Linked DNA regions of Homo sapiens: region 1 is linked to region 2. Evidence: chromatin loops called from intact Hi-C (ENCODE). Cell type or tissue: IMR-90. All regions are shown on one strand. Links, peaks and the distances in the headings refer to the core of each region. The heading gives the core; the rest is flanking DNA.

The links. Hi-C counts contacts between places; a loop is a spot of excess contacts. Peaks named below come from ENCODE experiments on the same cell type or tissue, not always from the same donor. Only the 100,000 strongest peaks of a DNase experiment are listed, where the experiment ranks them.
Region 1: a loop joins it to region 2, with 2.4 times the contacts of the local background. A loop is called at or near these places in 1 of 110 quality-filtered maps.

The regions. Positions count from the first base shown.
Region 1 is chr15:33,980,512-33,988,850 of GRCh38, reverse strand. All of the region lies in intron 2 of AVEN (apoptosis and caspase activation inhibitor), which reads left to right. The region is part of intron 1 of CHRM5 (cholinergic receptor muscarinic 5); the gene reads right to left. Among named protein-coding and RNA genes, the nearest start is that of CHRM5, 16 kb to the right of the region's middle. RefSeq lists enhancers at 506-1,005, 3,112-3,635. In IMR-90, for the core only: no CTCF peak of the experiment used is centred there; a DNase peak (open chromatin) is centred at 3,350; H3K27ac peaks cover 287 bases.
Region 2 is chr15:33,847,776-33,856,114 of GRCh38, reverse strand. RYR3 (ryanodine receptor 3) reads right to left here. Exons shown (of 104, transcript NM_001036.6): 94 at 7,694-7,824; 95 at 3,028-3,070; 96 at 2,433-2,560; 97 at 1,666-1,726; 98 at 1,203-1,349. It also overlaps a transcript of AVEN not described here. Among named protein-coding and RNA genes, the nearest start is that of CHRM5, 120 kb to the left of the region's middle. RefSeq lists an enhancer at 1,934-3,133. In IMR-90, for the core only: no CTCF peak of the experiment used is centred there; a DNase peak (open chromatin) is centred at 3,324.

The sequences.
Region 1 (8,339 bases), core at 71-8,070, 130 kb before region 2:
TCAAAATGGATTTGGTTTCATTTAATGGAAATGGGTTCAACAATGGTCCTTCTTGCTGCATGGGATAGAGCAAGGTCATTTATCAAGGAGTTTTTTCAACCCTGTAATTCTGTTCTCTTGTCTTTTAATTTTGCGATAATTCTACAGTGTTTTACTTGTGTGTTAAGTGAGCACACCCAGTGTCCTCAGAAGGGTTAGGCTTCATAAATAGGCAAGACGTGTGTGTGTAAATGAGCCCTGTGGCCACTAGTGACCCTGCAACCACAGGTGACCTTAAGCTAACAAGCTGATGGCGGTCATCAGTGCTGTCATTTCCTGAAACCTACCAGTTGCAGGCTGTGTGTGAGATGTGTTACACGGGCACATTCTCTATTTCATTAAATCCTAACTTTAACTTAATAGGGTAGGTTTCATTATCTCTATTCTATACATGTAGAAACTAAGCCTTAGAAATAAAGTTCAACAATTTGTACAAAATTCTCATATCTCTTAGGTAGCAGAATCAGGATTCAAACTTAAGTATGCCTGGCTTCAAGGTTGGAATTTTTTGCACTTGATACTGTTCATTAAAATCGAAATATATTGTTGATTATCTGAAACTAAAAAAAACTATGTTTATTGTATATCACTGTCTAAGATACACATTTTTTGTTTCTGCAAAAAAAGAAGCTGTGTTGTTTACACTTGGTCTGCAGCTTCAGAGAAGGTTTGTGGTTGGTTAAGAAGCTGCCTTTGGGCTGGAGGCAGGCACCTGGACAGAAGCCCCAAGGCTTGGGAGCTGCAGCCAGGCCTCAGGGCACTGCACTGTGAGGCTCCCAGTTGTGTTGGAGGGTGAGTCTTTTGGCCTATGGAAGTTGGTCAGGTGGTTTTCCTTCTTGATGCATTTCACCTCCTTGTGTAGACAGTCACAGAGAATGTGGGTCTGTGTGGCCATAACCCAGGGCATGCAGACCCAGCAGGACCTGGTTAGGGTTTTCCATGGGGCCAGAAAGCTTCCTAGGCATCCAGGGTGTGATCCCACTCATCTTGGGGCAGCTTCTGCATGCAGCGCTGATTATGAATCTTCTAGGCATGCTTGTTTGCCAACTTGTAGCAGAAGTGGTTCCTGCCTTCTGGGGCCACACTGTTGCAGTTGAAACAAAAGCCCAAAGAGAGAAAGAGAGAGATAAATAGAGGAGGCCTGCAGATGCAGGTGGACCAAGCAGCTGGCAGCAGCCTTGACCTCAGTGGAATAATTCTGGTAGATTTGGGAGCTCATGGTTGGAGAAAAAAACCATTGTTCGCTGGCCTGAGAAGAAGGGGATGGGCAAAGAGATGGTCCCAGAGGCTGCAGCTGGGGAGGAGAGTGGAGCGTAATCTGAGGCTGGAGTAGGGAAGACCTTGAGTCTGTGGGTTTATTCCATCCTAACACTGTGGAGGCAAGAGACTGTCTGGTGGCTGTCCATTGTTTTTCTCTTTTCCTTTCCTGGCCTTTCCCTTTCCCTTCCCCTTTTGTTAAATAAAAAGCAAGCCAGCATAATAAATGAATTTGATCTTAGTTTATCAAATGAAAAAACCTTCAAATGTACCTTTTCCAACAGAAAGGTGACATATGCAAAAGAATAAAGCACATATGGGATACTGCATTGTACATTCTTAGTCACTGTCATATGTGGAGTGGGATGGAAAGAATATCCTCACATAATTTGTTGTGAGAATACTGCACTGGTCTCAGAATTTTCAGTGACCTGAGAATGGAATTAATGCTAATGAATTATGAATATATACTGTTTAATTTAGAGGCATTGAGTGGTGAGGATGTCAACATACTGCTTTTCATAACCTGTGGTGAGAATTCCTCTTGGAAAAGTAAATCTATATTTTATCTGTTTATTTAGCACTTGAAAAGAACCTGGGCTGGGCGCGGTGGCTCATGCCTGTAATCCCAGCACTTTGGGAGGCCGAGGTGGGCGGATCACGAGGTCAGGAGATCGAGACCATCCTGGCTAACATGGTGAAACCCCATCTCTACTAAAAATACAAAACAATTAGCTGGGCATGGTGGCACGTGCCTGTAGTCCCAGCTACTCGGGCGGCTGACACAGGAGAATCGCTTGAACCTGGGAGGCGGAGGTTGCAGTGAGCCAAGATTGCGCCACTGCATTCAAGCCTAGGTGACAGAGTGAGACTCTGTCTCAAAAAAAACAAAAACAAAAACCTGATATAGAGCCTTATGGTCATGATCTATTATATCCTGTGTATTGCACATGAAGGAAAATATTGTCTTTAATAATATTACTGCTGGTTTTTAAAAAATCATTAAGTTTCAGAAAGCTTGCTTTCTTTACCTCTTACTTTCTAGCTAAGTAGATAATTAATGTGGTTTTATATTTACCTTTAAAATTCTGTAGTTGTAGAGTCTTCTGCCTTGTGTTTATACAGAGTTTATAAAAATTTACAGTGGGCCGGGCGCGGTGGCTTACGCCTGTAATCCCAGCACTTTGGGAGGCCGAGGTGGGTGGATCACGAGGTCAGGAGATCGAGACCATCCTGGCTAACATGGTGAAACCCCGTTTCTACTAAAAATACAAAAATAAATTAGCCAGGCGTGGTGGCAGGTGCCTGTAGTCCCAGCTACTCGGGAGGCTGAGGCAGGAGAATGGCGTGAACCCGGGAGGCAGAGCTTGCAGTGAGCCGAGATGGCGCCACTGCACTCCAGCCTGGGCGACAGAGCGAGAGTCCATCTCAAAAAACAAAAAACAAAAAACAAAAAAAAAAATTTACAGTGAAATGTGAGGTTTTCACAAATAACCCTGAGAAACAAAAATCAACTTAATAGAATCCTAAATTTGTTATGCCATCATGAATTTCTGCCTCCATGGGGGAATGCTATGTGAGTTAGATCTGTCAGAGAGATATCAGGCACCTGGGCTTTCTGGCATTCTGCCCTTGAGAGAATCATGAACCTTTCAGTATTAGAGAAGAATCCTTAGAGATAGTTTTTTCACTGAACATTTCTTGAACTTCTATTTTTGAACATTTCCTAGAAATTAATAGAATGAAGCTTAAAAAGATTAAGTGACTGCGTACATGGCCACAGAATTGGGAACAGTAGTCTTTGGCTTCAAACTCAAGATTTCTAGCTTATAGGTACTTACTTACCAAACACTAAGGAATCAGGTGTATCATGCATCATGTCAGGTGCTGAGGGTACAGAAATGCCTACAACACAGTGCCTGCCTTTCAGAATATTGTTGGGAGAGCTGAATTGCAGTGGCCCAGACTGCTCCTGATGGGTATGTCAAGAATGCAAGGCTCTGACTGCTCTTTGTCTGAATTTCTCATAGTTGTGTTTCCAGCAAGCAACCCTGAGGGATGAGGTAATATCTCCCCCAGGGTTGCTTCTACTTACTCAAGGAACTTACTCTTACTGAAAAAGGAACACTGAGCTGAGGGCATGCACTCAGCTCAGTGTTCCTTTCTGGTAACAAAGGAACACTCAGCTCAGTGTTCCTTCCCTGTAATAAAGCCCACAGCATGTACAGGACTCTTTGAATTACCACTCTGAGACGGGGGCAATGAGGAACCAACAAAAATTAACATGAAGTTTGACTACTCCTTTTGCCAGAGACACCTTTTGTCTCTGGCCCAGGTGTCTCATGTCTTCTGCTAGCACCCATGAAACAGTAACAGGCTAACCTGTTAGCTTACAGATAAGGTGGAATCTCAGACCCTGCATAGTTATTGGCAAATATCTCTTGTGAGGTGATATAGATGTGAGGAAACCAACAAATACAGTTCAGTGTGACAGGTACAGAGTGCTGTGGGATACAGAATGCTGTGGGATAACCCAGGAAAGGTTCAGCTGGTCAAGGTCAAGGAGGCTTTTCTGATTCCACTGCTCTTGAGGTGAAAATATTGGTTGGTTCATCTCTTGAGGGTAGATCTTTTCATTGTTAGTGTATGACACAGGACATGGCACATGGTTCATGATGACAGAGCTTGCTGAATGAGTGAATGAACTGTTATTTGTGGTTATTGGGTGTGATTTACTGCATCAAAGGTCCCTATGTTTGCTACTAACGTTTGTCTCATTTTTAAAGACCGAAGTCCTGGGAAGATGTTTGTTCTTCAATGAAAAGCAACTCATATAGAAACCTACTATGAATAGGCTGGGTGCAGTGCCTCACACCTGTAATCCGAGCACTTTGGGAGGCCAAGACGGGTGGATCACCTGAGGTCAGGAGTTTGAGACCAGCTTGACCAACATGGAGAAACCCTGTCTCTACTGAAAATACAAAATTAGCCGGGTGTGATGGAGCATGCCTGTAATCTGAGCTACGCGGGAGGCTGAGGCAGGAGAATTGCTTGAACCAGGGAGGTGGAGGTTGCAGTGAGCCGAGATCATGCCATTGCACTCCAGCCTGAGCAACAAGAGTGAAACTCTGTCTCAAAAAAAAAAAACCCTACCATCAATCTATTCTAACAGGTGAGGAAAGTGACTGAGTTTGCAGAATATCTTGTATGTAGATTAACTTAATAAAATGACATTAAGGTCCAATTACTTATTTTGTAAACTTTTTATTTTCTAATACTTTTTAGATTTTTCAGAAGAGTTACAAAGATAATACAGTGAATTTCCGTGTACTTTCTACCCAGCTTCCCTTAATATTATTATTTTATATAACCATGGTATCTTTATCAAAACTAAGAAATTAACATTGGTATACCACAGACTTTATTTGCATTTCTCCAATTTTTTCCACTGATGTCCTTTTTCTCTTCTAACTCAGGATACCACATTACATTTATTCTTTGTATTTCCTTAGTCTCTTCTTATTTGTGACAGTTTCTCAGTCTTTTCTGAAATTGACACTTTTGAAGAGTAGACCATATTGTAGAATGTCCCTTAATTTGGGTTTTTCTGATTTTTTTTTTTTTCATGATGAGGCTGAGATTATGGATTCTGGGGGAGAATACCCTAAGATGATGTACCTTTCTTGTTGGATCATGTCAGTGGACACAAAATATTTATAGGACTTACTGCTGATGATGTTAACTCTGATCACTTAGTTACTCTTAGTTACCACTTAGAAACCTCCGTCAGGTTTCTCCCTGTAAACTCCCTGTTTTTCCCTTTCCATTTATTGTTCACTAGCAGCGAGTCACTAAGTCCTGCTCACACTCAAGACGATGCGAGTAAGCTTCATCCATGGAAGGAGGAATTTCTGGGCATGTGTTAAAAACAATGACAGTAAATAATGTTTTGAGGCTATGCAAAGATACTGTTTTTCCTTAAAAGTTCAGGGGAACTAGTTCTCTCTGAAGCCAAGAATTGCCTTGGACAAGAGGTCAAGTTATAATGACTAAATACTTGCCCTTTTTATTTATGCTTTACTGCAGATCTATCTGTATTATAAATGGTGCTATTCTTGTGTCATTGACCCTTCTGTCAATTTCTTTGAAGAATGGAAGCGTTTATGTTAACTGAATGGGGTTAATGAGGGTACGTTTGTAAAACAAGGTGAAACATCAATAATTGATTTTAATTTCTTCCTCATTAATCAGTTACAAAAAGCTTATTTTATCTTTTGTCATTTGTTGGTTACCAAGAAGCCATATATATGTGTGTGTGTGTATGTGTGTGTATATATATGTATATATATATATACACACACATACACACACGTGTGTATATATACACACACACATACACACACACACACACACACACACACACACAGAGTATGGACATATATGTATATGGTTAGCTATATCCCAAGTGATTTATATATCCACGTCTAAAATCCGTTGCTCAGAAAAACCTGCCTTAATGTTGTGCTTCTTGTGCAAGAGACAGTCATGGTCCATGCAGTTAAGAGGTGCAGTCTTTCAAAAATTATCCCAACAGGAGTTGATGGGTAGGAAGGAGGCATGTCCCAGTGATCCAACAGTCATCCCAGGACATGCTAACCATTTGACTGATCTCCCTCAGAAGTTGGGATAATTCTAAGGTAGCCTTTGTTGCTTTAGGGGTGTTGTCCAGATGGGCTGGTCCAGAGAGAGAGAGAGAATGTGGTTGATGTGTTTTTCGATTCATAAGGGGAAAACATCATGGGGAAAGCATCATGGTATTTGGATGTACAACATAACTACATTCTTTACTGCTGTTCTTGGAAATGCCATAACCTAAACAAATTCTTGTTTCCATTACTAAATTCAAAAATTTTGAGTCAGTGCAGTGGTAGATATGGGTAAACATTTATAGCATTTAAAAAAAATTGTAAAATCTTAAAAAAGGATCAAGATTTGGCAGTGCTGAGTTAATAGCAGTCAATCAAATTGAATTTGACCATTGGGACTGAGATTTGGCCTCTTAACCATATGTTATTGCTTTGCTCCAGAAAATATTTTAGTAGTATTATCAGAAATACTTCCATTTATTTTTTTCCTTTTTTAATTTTTATTTTTGGCAGAGCATAGCATTTGGTAATTCTTGGGGTCATTACTAGGGTTTGGATTGGGATGGGAGAGGGTGTGATCTTATAGGAATTTGAAATTGAGAAGGCAGCACTGCTGAAAAATGCATTAGGGCCAACCTCTGAATTAGATTGGCTTAATTTGTTGGGGGCAGAGCTGCAGATGCAGCTCTACATCTGCAGAGATGTAGGTGTTAACAAATGTGTTAAAATAACTCTTATTTAGTGCTGGGTGTGGTGGTTCATGCCTGTAATCCCAGCACTTTGGGAGGCTGAGGCGGGTGGATCATCTGAGGTCAGGAGTTCAAGACCAGCCTGGCCAGTGTGGTGAAATCTTGTCTCTACTAATAAAAAAAAAAAGAAAAAATACAAAAATTAGCAGGGCATGGTGGCATGTACCTGTAGTCCCAGCTACTAGGGAGGCTGAGGCAGGAGGATTGCTTGAACTTGGGAGGTGGAGGTTGCAGTGAGCTGAGGTTGGAGTGAGCCAAGATCGCGCCACTGCACTCCAGCCTGGGCAACAGAGTGAGACTCCGTTTCAAAAACAAAAAAACAAAACTTGTTTATAGAGTACCTGGCTAGATATTTGGTATTTTGTATACATTTTGTTTAAATTCAAAATAGCCCTTCAGTGTTAGTATTAGACAATTTTATAGATGAGATAAATTAAGCTCAAAGAAGTTAGGTAACAAGGATCACATAACTAGTGTGTAATGGAACTGCAGTGTGAATTCCTTTCAATCTGATTCCAAAACCCATGACTATTCTTTATATTGCACTCTCGCCCCCTGTGGTATGCATACAGTTGGCTATGCAGCAGTAGGCCCTTTTGGTGTATTGTATAGAAAATGAGCCATTTCATTGTTTGGGAAACTTGTGTTTCCTCCCCTTCCCCCCATTTTTAGTATCTGTTAAAAGAAGAAAGCTTTTGGCTACTTAAAAAAACTTGGTTATGTTTAGTTTGGTGCCTTTTGATCTGGTCATGACAATGGGAGCAATACTCTTATGCTTGCTACTTGTTTCATTTAAACTGAAAAGTCCGGAAAAAATATATTAGTACGCAGGAGTGCTAACTTGCAAATGAGTTTTTCTTGACTGCTAATAACTCAAGCAAAAAGATAATTATGTGTTATAAACTGTGCATGCGGAAAGTGAAATGAAATTCATCCGCTTCATATTTTTTAGGAAAATTGATAAGGCATCGCTGTTAATATTTTTCACATTACCTTTTGGATTTCTTAATTCAGATATTTTCTCTCCACAATTTTGAGAGAAAATTAAGAGGGGTTGCTGTCCAAAACTGGGGAGTCTTGGAATCAAGTTGTGATTGTATGTTTATATAAAAACTCAGTGTGACCTCAGCAAGTCACAGCATTTTTTCAATTTGATGATCTCTATTTTAAAGTGAGAAAGTTTTTACTTGCAGAGTGTTTCTGAATCCTATGTTAATCTTTTTTAAGTTCTGATTGGAGGCTCTAGTGATACGATTTTTAGGGCAGGCTACATTTAGCTGTATTTTTTCCATTATATTTTGAAGTCAGAATGGTATTGCAAGTTAGTAATTTTCATACTCTTGTTGATAATGTTTTGCATATGGTACACATGGGATTTGGGAACTAGTTAAGGTCCTTGCCTACACTCTGCTTAGAGCAAGAAGTAATTTGGGGTTCTCCGTGTACAGATAATGATAAATGGGCCAAGTTGTGGGGCAGGTTTCACTTTAGACCTTGCCTCTCTTTTCTGTGTGTCACTCCCTTTTCTTTCTTATGTGCATGACTACCTACTGTAGTGCCCAAGGCTTTAATATACTCATTGATGCCTTTTGCCTGATCTCCCAGGATACCCATACATGTATATTTAATATTCGTAGTTTGTGCTCAT
Region 2 (8,339 bases), core at 249-8,248:
GACATTTAGCTGCTCTGAGCCTCAGTTCTCTTATCTGTAAAGTGAGCTTAACGTGTGCCTTACCAGGTAGTTGTGAGGCTGTCACAGTAACTGGGACACGGCATGAGCTTGGCACACTGTAACTTCCGTCTTTTCTCCCTCTCCCGTACAAAGGTTTGGACATGTGAGGAAGCCTGTCTGTCATACACAGACTTGTACTTAATGAGGAATGAAATGCTAAACAGTTTGAATCTGTATACAAGGAGAAGCCATTAGAAGATTTTAATATGGTTATAGCCGTTGCTATATCCAGTCTCATCAATATCCAGTCTTCCATATATTGTCAGAGTCAATTTCTTGATTATATATTAACTATATAATATGTATTAACTATATAATGTATATACACACATAAAATGTGTACTATGTGTATAACAACCATATACATATGTGTGTGTGTATCTGAAATCATTGGCTCTTAATTGGATGCAGATATCAGAAATATTGGCTCTTAATTGGATGCAGATATCAGAAATACCTGGGGAGTTTTCTGTGTACAGTATGTCTACTTGCTAACCCCCAGGGAATATATCAGATTCATGGAGGAAGGGGTAGACCTTAAAAAGATCTCCGGCCGGGCACGATGGCTCACACCTGTAATCCCAGCACTTCGGGAGGCCGAGGCGGGTGGATCACCTGAGATCAGGCGTTTGAGACCAGCCTGGCCAACATGGTGAAACCCCGTCTCTACTAAAAATACAAAAATTAGCCGGGCATGGTGGCATGTGCCTGTAATCCCAGCTACTCTGGAGGCTGAGGCAGGAGAATTGCTTGAACTGGGACCTGGGAGTCGGAGGTTGCAGTGAGCCAAGATCCCACCGCTGCACTCCAGCCTGGGCTACACAGCGAGACACCGTCACAAAAAAAAAAAGATCTCCAAGGTCATTCTGACATGTCCATCACCTCCCTCCCTCTCCTGGTTGATCTAAATGTCAGGGGTCACTGAATCAAGGTCTTATGCTTTTTAGATGATGGTTGCAGTTACATTTTTAATTGGCTACAATTTTGCAAAAACAATCACCATTAGTTGAAGTGTTTGGCCAAGAAAAGTACATTATATACCAAGACATATTCCTTCCTGTCATATACTGTATACTACCTGCTGTTCTTTTTTTCCTGTGCATATACAGGTCCATTCTGTTCTGCATCAGTAGAAACCATACCTGTTTGCCATTGTGAGTTACAGATGACAGAATGGTCCTCAGTGTCTTGAAGCCCATTGCGATGTCCAATAGGTGAGCAGCAAAGAAGAAGTTATTGTAGTGGCCCAGGACTGACATGGTTGTATACCAGGCAAGGTAGAGAAAGGACTGGGAATGGAAGAAAGCAGACTTTTAAGCATGTTTGCCTCATAGTGTGCTCATTATAAAACATTTTTTCTTATTTTGGGAGACACACTGAGGATAGAGGGGGTTTAGGTGCTGAGGTGCTGTGAGCTGGCCCAAGATCTGCTAAGTGAGCCCCATCTACCTTATACCATTGTATAAGTGTTCCCCCAGCACGTATAAGGCTCTTGGTCTTTGATAAGCAATCCCTGAACCCTTCTGAGCATCCTGCATAGCTTGCTTCTCTGTGGCATCCCTGAACTGGGGTATAGAATTTTGTTTTTCCAGGTGCAGTACTTACGTTGTCAGTAAAAACAACTCCAAGCTTCCAGATATGGTACTTCATGTCTATGGAACTTAGCCTAGAGAAGAACAAGTGATTTTAAAACTTATAAATGTCAAGAGGTAGTTAAGTGCTCAATAAGGGGGAAAAAGTAAGTTTTTTCTCTCAGGTTTAATAACCTAAATATGGCTCTCAGCTTTATCAAGTTGTATGTGCTCCCCATGAGACAAGAGAACAGTTGAATCACATAGCCTGAATTTTTTTTTTTTTTTGAAACGGAGTCTCACTCTATCACCCAGGCTGGAGTGTAGTGGCGTGATCTTGGCTTACTGCAACCTCCACCTGCCAGGTTCAAGCGGTTCTCCTGCCTCAGCCTCCCAAGCAGCTGGGACTACAGGTGCCCACCACCACGCCTAGCTACTTTTTAAAAATATTATTAGTAGAGACGGGGTTTCACTATGTTGGCCAGGCTGGTATCGAACTCCTGACCTCATGATCTGCCCACCTCAGCCTCCCAAAGTGCTGGGATTACAGGTATGAGCCACTGCGCCCAGCCCAACCTGAAATTTTAATTAAGTCTTTATCTTTCAGCTCTATAGGGCATAAAAATGTATTAGTCTTCAAATTTTTAAGGCAGTGCTCTCCCAGTGTTAGAACCTAGAAGAAACACCTAAGCCAGACCACAGCCTGAGAGAACAAAGACACGGTTGTGATTTTTTCCTATGGAAAAGCAAAGATCTATCTATTTTAGCTGCTTTGGATTTGAACTCCTAAGCTTTTTGTACCATGACACCAGAGAAGCCGCTTCTGCTTTGGTCTCTTCTACTGGGCTAAAGTCAAGAGCATTTTTGTCCAAACCCAGAAGTTCAGCAATGCGTTCTGCTCCGTAGAGATCTCCATACTTGTTGATCACCTGAAGCAAAGGATGACAGGGTGAGCTCAGGCCACACGCCACCACCAAATATTTTCTAGCTCTGGGGTCTTCAGAGCTTTGCTGCCCTATGGGCAATCTTCCAAGGGGTAGATGAAGACATAGTTCAAAATGCAGAAAAAAGAGAAAACCCAGAGAAAAAAGCAATGAAGACAATTAAATGATAACTGTTTTTTAAGCTGATACTGATATCTTGATTTGCAGGGGAGAAAACATCTACTATGCAGAAAACAATGAGGACTGTGTTAACTTGTTTAAGGCAGATGAGTATATGAATGAAGCCAAAAACCTACATATGTTCATATCCAACCCCTTCTGTGACTTACTCTTCTTGAGATATTATCATAAAAGTAGCATCACATTTACTCATGTTTGTATGTGGAGAACTTAAAAAACATACACCACATTTTTTGGTGATCACGGAACTCACCCCCACTAACAAGGCATACCTTTCTCTTTACAAACTTGTCCCAGTAGTTATTAGGAAAAGATCTGAAAAACAAAACGAAAAAGGTTGGTTCTTCATTCTTAACATCAAGGAAAACACATCAAGAAACGTTTCAGTTTGAGTGCCTGGATCTGGGATCTTTCTGGTTTGTGTCCTGCTCACCAAAGAATTTTAAGATCTGATTGAAGTTCAGAGTCATCACAGGCTCTACTGAGTCATGTATGGCTTCATTACTTTGTATTGGCTTTTGAAACACTCAGAAGGCCACTGGGCAGTTTCTGCCTCAGAATTATGATTTGGAGCCAAGAATTGTGATGACAGATTAGACAGAGACAGTTGTATGTTTCTAAGTCCTTTCCCTAATCCCAGTATAACCAGAAACAAAATGCTACAGAAAACACAGGCATTCCATTCAATGAGTCACTACTTTATGTCACCTACTGGGGTAGATAATGGCGATGCGGGATGTGGGGTGTGGTAGAAAGTGTAGATAAAGTCCCTAACTATATGCAGTTTCCAGTCTGGGAATCACCTTTAGTTTATTTACATTGGATTTTTTAAGCTGAGTGTTTTTCCACTCTATTTTCTATTCCCACGTAATGCCACAGGGCCTGCTTTCCTCCAGGAGTTGGATCCCTTTCTTTTTTGGAGATGGTTCTGTACCATCCCCTAGCATCCCCAGAGAGATGATCTTTCTTCTCTCTGTAGCTTGTACCAGCTCCACTGCAAATATTTCTTACTGTTAAAGTTAAGAAAGAACTGTCATCTTCAGGAATGCTTGCAAAAACCATTGAAAATATGTTGTTCCTATCCAGAATTACTGAATCCTTCCTGTGGGGGGGTTCCTTGTAAGACTGGATTGCAGCCTAGGAGTCTCTGGCCTTTGGTGCATGCATTCTTACTTTTGTTTTCCTTTATTTGATTCATTCTTTTTGGTTCTAGAACACAACAGTTCCCTATTCTCCAGAGACCACCCAAGTTGGTGATAAGGAAATGGAGACCTCCTACTATTCACTGACCTCTCATGCCGCCTCTCCCCCAACAGGGTGGCAGTATTTAAAAAAAAATGTTTTTTTTTTTTGGTTTGTTAAAGCAGTTTCTTTGTCTTAAACATTTAAATGCCACTTGAAAGCAAAAACAAATGCTGGTGTTACAGAGTAAACTGCTAATATTTTATCTCTGGGGGATGAAAATAACAATTATTTTGACTTTCTTCCTTGTACATTGCTCCTTGATTTTTTTATGCACTGCATTTAAATTGAAAATAAAACAAATAAAAATCAAGCCATGCGCTCTCTGCCACACTGATACCTCCTTTCTCTTAAATCATTTATACAAATGGTAACATACAACTCAGCCTGGTCGCATTTTCTCCTAAGCAGAAGATTCCACGAGTGATGCTGAAGGGCCAAGGACCACAGGCTCTGGGCATGACCCCTTCATAGATGCGGTCTTACCTTCATCTGAGCATTCTGAATTTCTTGTCCCCTGACTAGGTATGCAAACTCCTTGAAGGTAGAAAACAGATTTTTTACTTGTTACGAGTCCTTAAAGTGTGGCATAGAGAACAGACCTTCAGAAGGAAAGTGCATAAATAAAGAGTACATCTGTACATGAATGTTCAGGGAAAAAGTACAAGATGCTTAACCCATTTAGTAATCAGGGAAACATACAATGAGGTGCCACTATACACCTACTAGATCAGCAAAATTATCTGCCAGCAATAAGTGCCAGCAAATAAGCAGAGAAGAAGAAACTCGAATATAGTACTGTTTGGAGCATAAATTGGGACAAACATTTTGCATATCCTACTATTCAGCAAATTTCTCTCCTGGGTCTATACTCTAGAGAAATCCTTCAACTTGTGTATCAGGTATAAGAATGTTCACTGTAGCACTGTTTATAAAAGCCAGAAACTTTAGAAAACAAGTTGAAATATCTACTGTCAGGAAAATTGATCAATGTGATAATATACATAATGGAAAATGCTACAGCTTTGAAAATGAACAAACTATAGCTATATACATCAACATAGGTGAGTTCCCAAACAATGCTAAAAAAAATTCAAGTGACAGTATAATGTATATAGTATAATTCCACTTATATTAAGTTCCAAATAGTCAAAATAGTCAAAATATATTTAGGGACAAATACCTAAGTGGGAAAACTATAAGGCAGGAGAATGAATATCACTAATATCACTGATTGCTAATTATTTAAGAATTAATATTACTAACCACTAATGAACATCAAAAATGTAGATAGCTGTGGGTTGGGAAGATATAATCAGGGAGGATAATACAGGGGATTTTTAAGCTCTCAGTAATGTTCTATTTTTTTAACCTTTTTGGTTTATAATTATACTGTAAAATGTACATATACATTTTATATGTTCTTATGTGTGCTTAACAATATAAAAGTAAAATGTTTAAAAAGAAAGCTCCCATGACATACAGTTAACTGAAAAAAAGCACGTTACAAAACATGAACATGTACTATGATGCCATTGTGAAAAAAAATTAAACATTGGTCTATCTAACATTTTAAAAAATAGCTATTTATTTATGCATTTCCTACTCATGGACGTTTAAGCCACTCTAAGTAAAAAATATTGGGAAATACCTTTGTTAGGACATTTTAGTGTACTTGTCTCATTATCTCCTTAGGATACATTGCTAGAAATTGAACTGCCTTCTTTTTTTTTTTTGAGATGAAGTCTTGCTCTGTCGCCCAGGCTGGAGCGCAGTGGTGTGATCTCAGCTCACTGCAACCTCCGCCTCCCAGGTTCAAGTGATTCTCCTTGCCTCAGACTCCCAAGTAGCTGGGATTACAGGCGCCCACCACCACGCTCAGCTAATTTTTTTGTATTTTTAGTAGAGACGGGGTTTCACTATGTTGGCCAGGCTGGTCTCGAACTCCTGACCTCATGAACCACCCGCCTCGGCCTCCCAAAGCGCTGGGATTACAGGCATGAACCATTGTGCCTGGCCGAAATTGAACTGCCTTCTTACTGGGACTTTTAGGCCACATGCCCCTGTATAACAAGACGCAGGCATTACTGATGATTGCACAAAGCTTACCAAAGGATTAAACTATTCAATAGTGTCTAAGACTTCTGTAATGTAATGACAAAGCATCAGAAACAGTGCTTTTCCTTGTGTGAGAAGATTGGCAGGGGACCCGCAGGCAGGGACAGACTTAGGATGTGAGGATGTGCCTGTTCACATTTTCCCCCTTCTAAGGGAAGAGGCTTCCTTTTCTGGAGAATATAAAGAAATAAATATCCTTAGTTGTACCTTTGCAGAGCTGCTTCTCAGTTTGCCTGATCATCTTTGGATAGGACACAGCTTTCTTCCCCTGGAGTCAGGGTTGCTGTTTCTTAACATGCCTATCTTAATTGGCACACCTAAGAGTTTCAACACAGTCACCTTTGTTTACTATTTGGCCCTATTTCTTTTCTTTTGCCACATTAATTTATCTTGAAACTGTCACTTACTTGTGAATCAACTGTCATTAGAGTGTGACATTTGCTAATGGTGATGGCCACTTTTTGGATAGTTACAGGAAAGAAAAGAGAATGAGTAACAGCTTAATGCCTACCACGTGCCAGGCATTTGCCAAGCATTTGACACATACATTCATTAATCCTCTGCAGGATGATATTCTCATCCTTCTATTACTGATGAGGAAACTAAGGCTGAGAAGGCTTGATTACCTTGTGCAAGTTCACAGACCAGTAAGCGTCAGAGCCTTGGTGTCACCTGCCTGTCAATCAGTGCTCTTCCTTCTTCCCACCACAGTGCCACATGCCTACAGGAAGGCAGGCTTGCCTCCACAGGTCTTCATATCCCTACCAGACGGCTCTATTTACCTGCCCATGTAATTGCCTCTCAATCTTACGTTAAGACGAGGTCTCTTACCAAGCAGGCTATTTGGTTAAGAGGAGGACTTCAGGCCGGGCGTGGTGGCTCATGCCTGTAATCCCAGCACTTTGGGAGGCTGAGGTGGGTGGATCACCAGATCAGGAGATCGAGACCATCCTGGCTAACACGGTGAAACCCCGTCTCTACTGAAAATACAAAAAAATTATCCAGGCGTGGTGGCAGGCGCCTGTAGTCCCAGCTACTCGGGAGGCTAAGGCAGGAGAATGGCGTGAACCCGGGAGGCAGAGCTTGCAGTGAGCTGAGATCGCGCCACTGCACTCCAGCCTGGGCAACAAAGGGAGACTCTGTCTCAAAAAAAAAAAAAAAAAAAAAAAAAAAGAGGACTTCAGAGATGGCAGTTATAGCAGTGCTGTGCCATGGAAGGCTATGGAAAAGCTGAAGCTGATCAACTTGATCTCTAGACGCCTTGGCCACTTAAGCCCTGGAAACACTGTGTGACTCGAACATGGAAAACTAGTTTAAGCAATATTGTACTGGACTGTCTGGTCTAAATCAAATATATTCAGTACTTTCTGATAATATCTTCTGTCCCCATTAAACTAATAGAAGTCTATACAAGTATTTGATGGGCAGTAAGTGGCTTTATTGAAGAGGCAAGGGAGAAAAGTCCTAGAAATCAAAAGACAGTTTATATTAACCAGTTTTAAGGCCAGGAGGAAAGAGTTACTCTATTTACAGTAGAGACTCCATCTCCTTTTTAGGTTGGGGTAGAGGGACACTCACGGTGTGTTGATCACCAAGCGGTCCCACTGCCCCTTGATGTCATCTTCAGATGGCTGTTCGGTGATATATAGGCCATCAAACTCCAGCTTCCTGGCGATTTCTTTTTCCCTTTTGAAAACCACCAAAGGCACCTAGGAGTGGGAGGAGGATGGTTACTCAGAGCAGGCTTTGTGATTAAAGCTCCTGCTCCCAGGTATTTGTCACAAATTAACCTTCCAACTTCAGAGCAGCAATCTCCTTATAGTGGAATTCTTAGAGTGCCTAGTTGTGGGATCAAAGCCAAATGAATCTCTTTGGCTAAATACCTACCTACCTCTTTAAAGCTGATCTGATTTGGGTCACCCTTTAAGTTTTCAGTTAGATGGCTAATATTAATACAAACTAGACTCCTTGACCCATGCTAGTGTGCAGGCCACGCCTAGATGAGCCCCAGGGTTGAATGAGTTAGGACTCCTAAGGCTCCTCGGCTGGAGTTGAACCAAGATTTAGAAAGGACAATAAACCATTCTAGAATAGATCGGCCAGCCACAGGAATATGATGAAATGTTCCAACTCCCTTCAATGTACAGGGCCATATTTATCTCATGGCGTTGAAGGTCAGTTAATGAAACATGGTCTCATAGTTAGAATGAGAAGATTCAGTCTT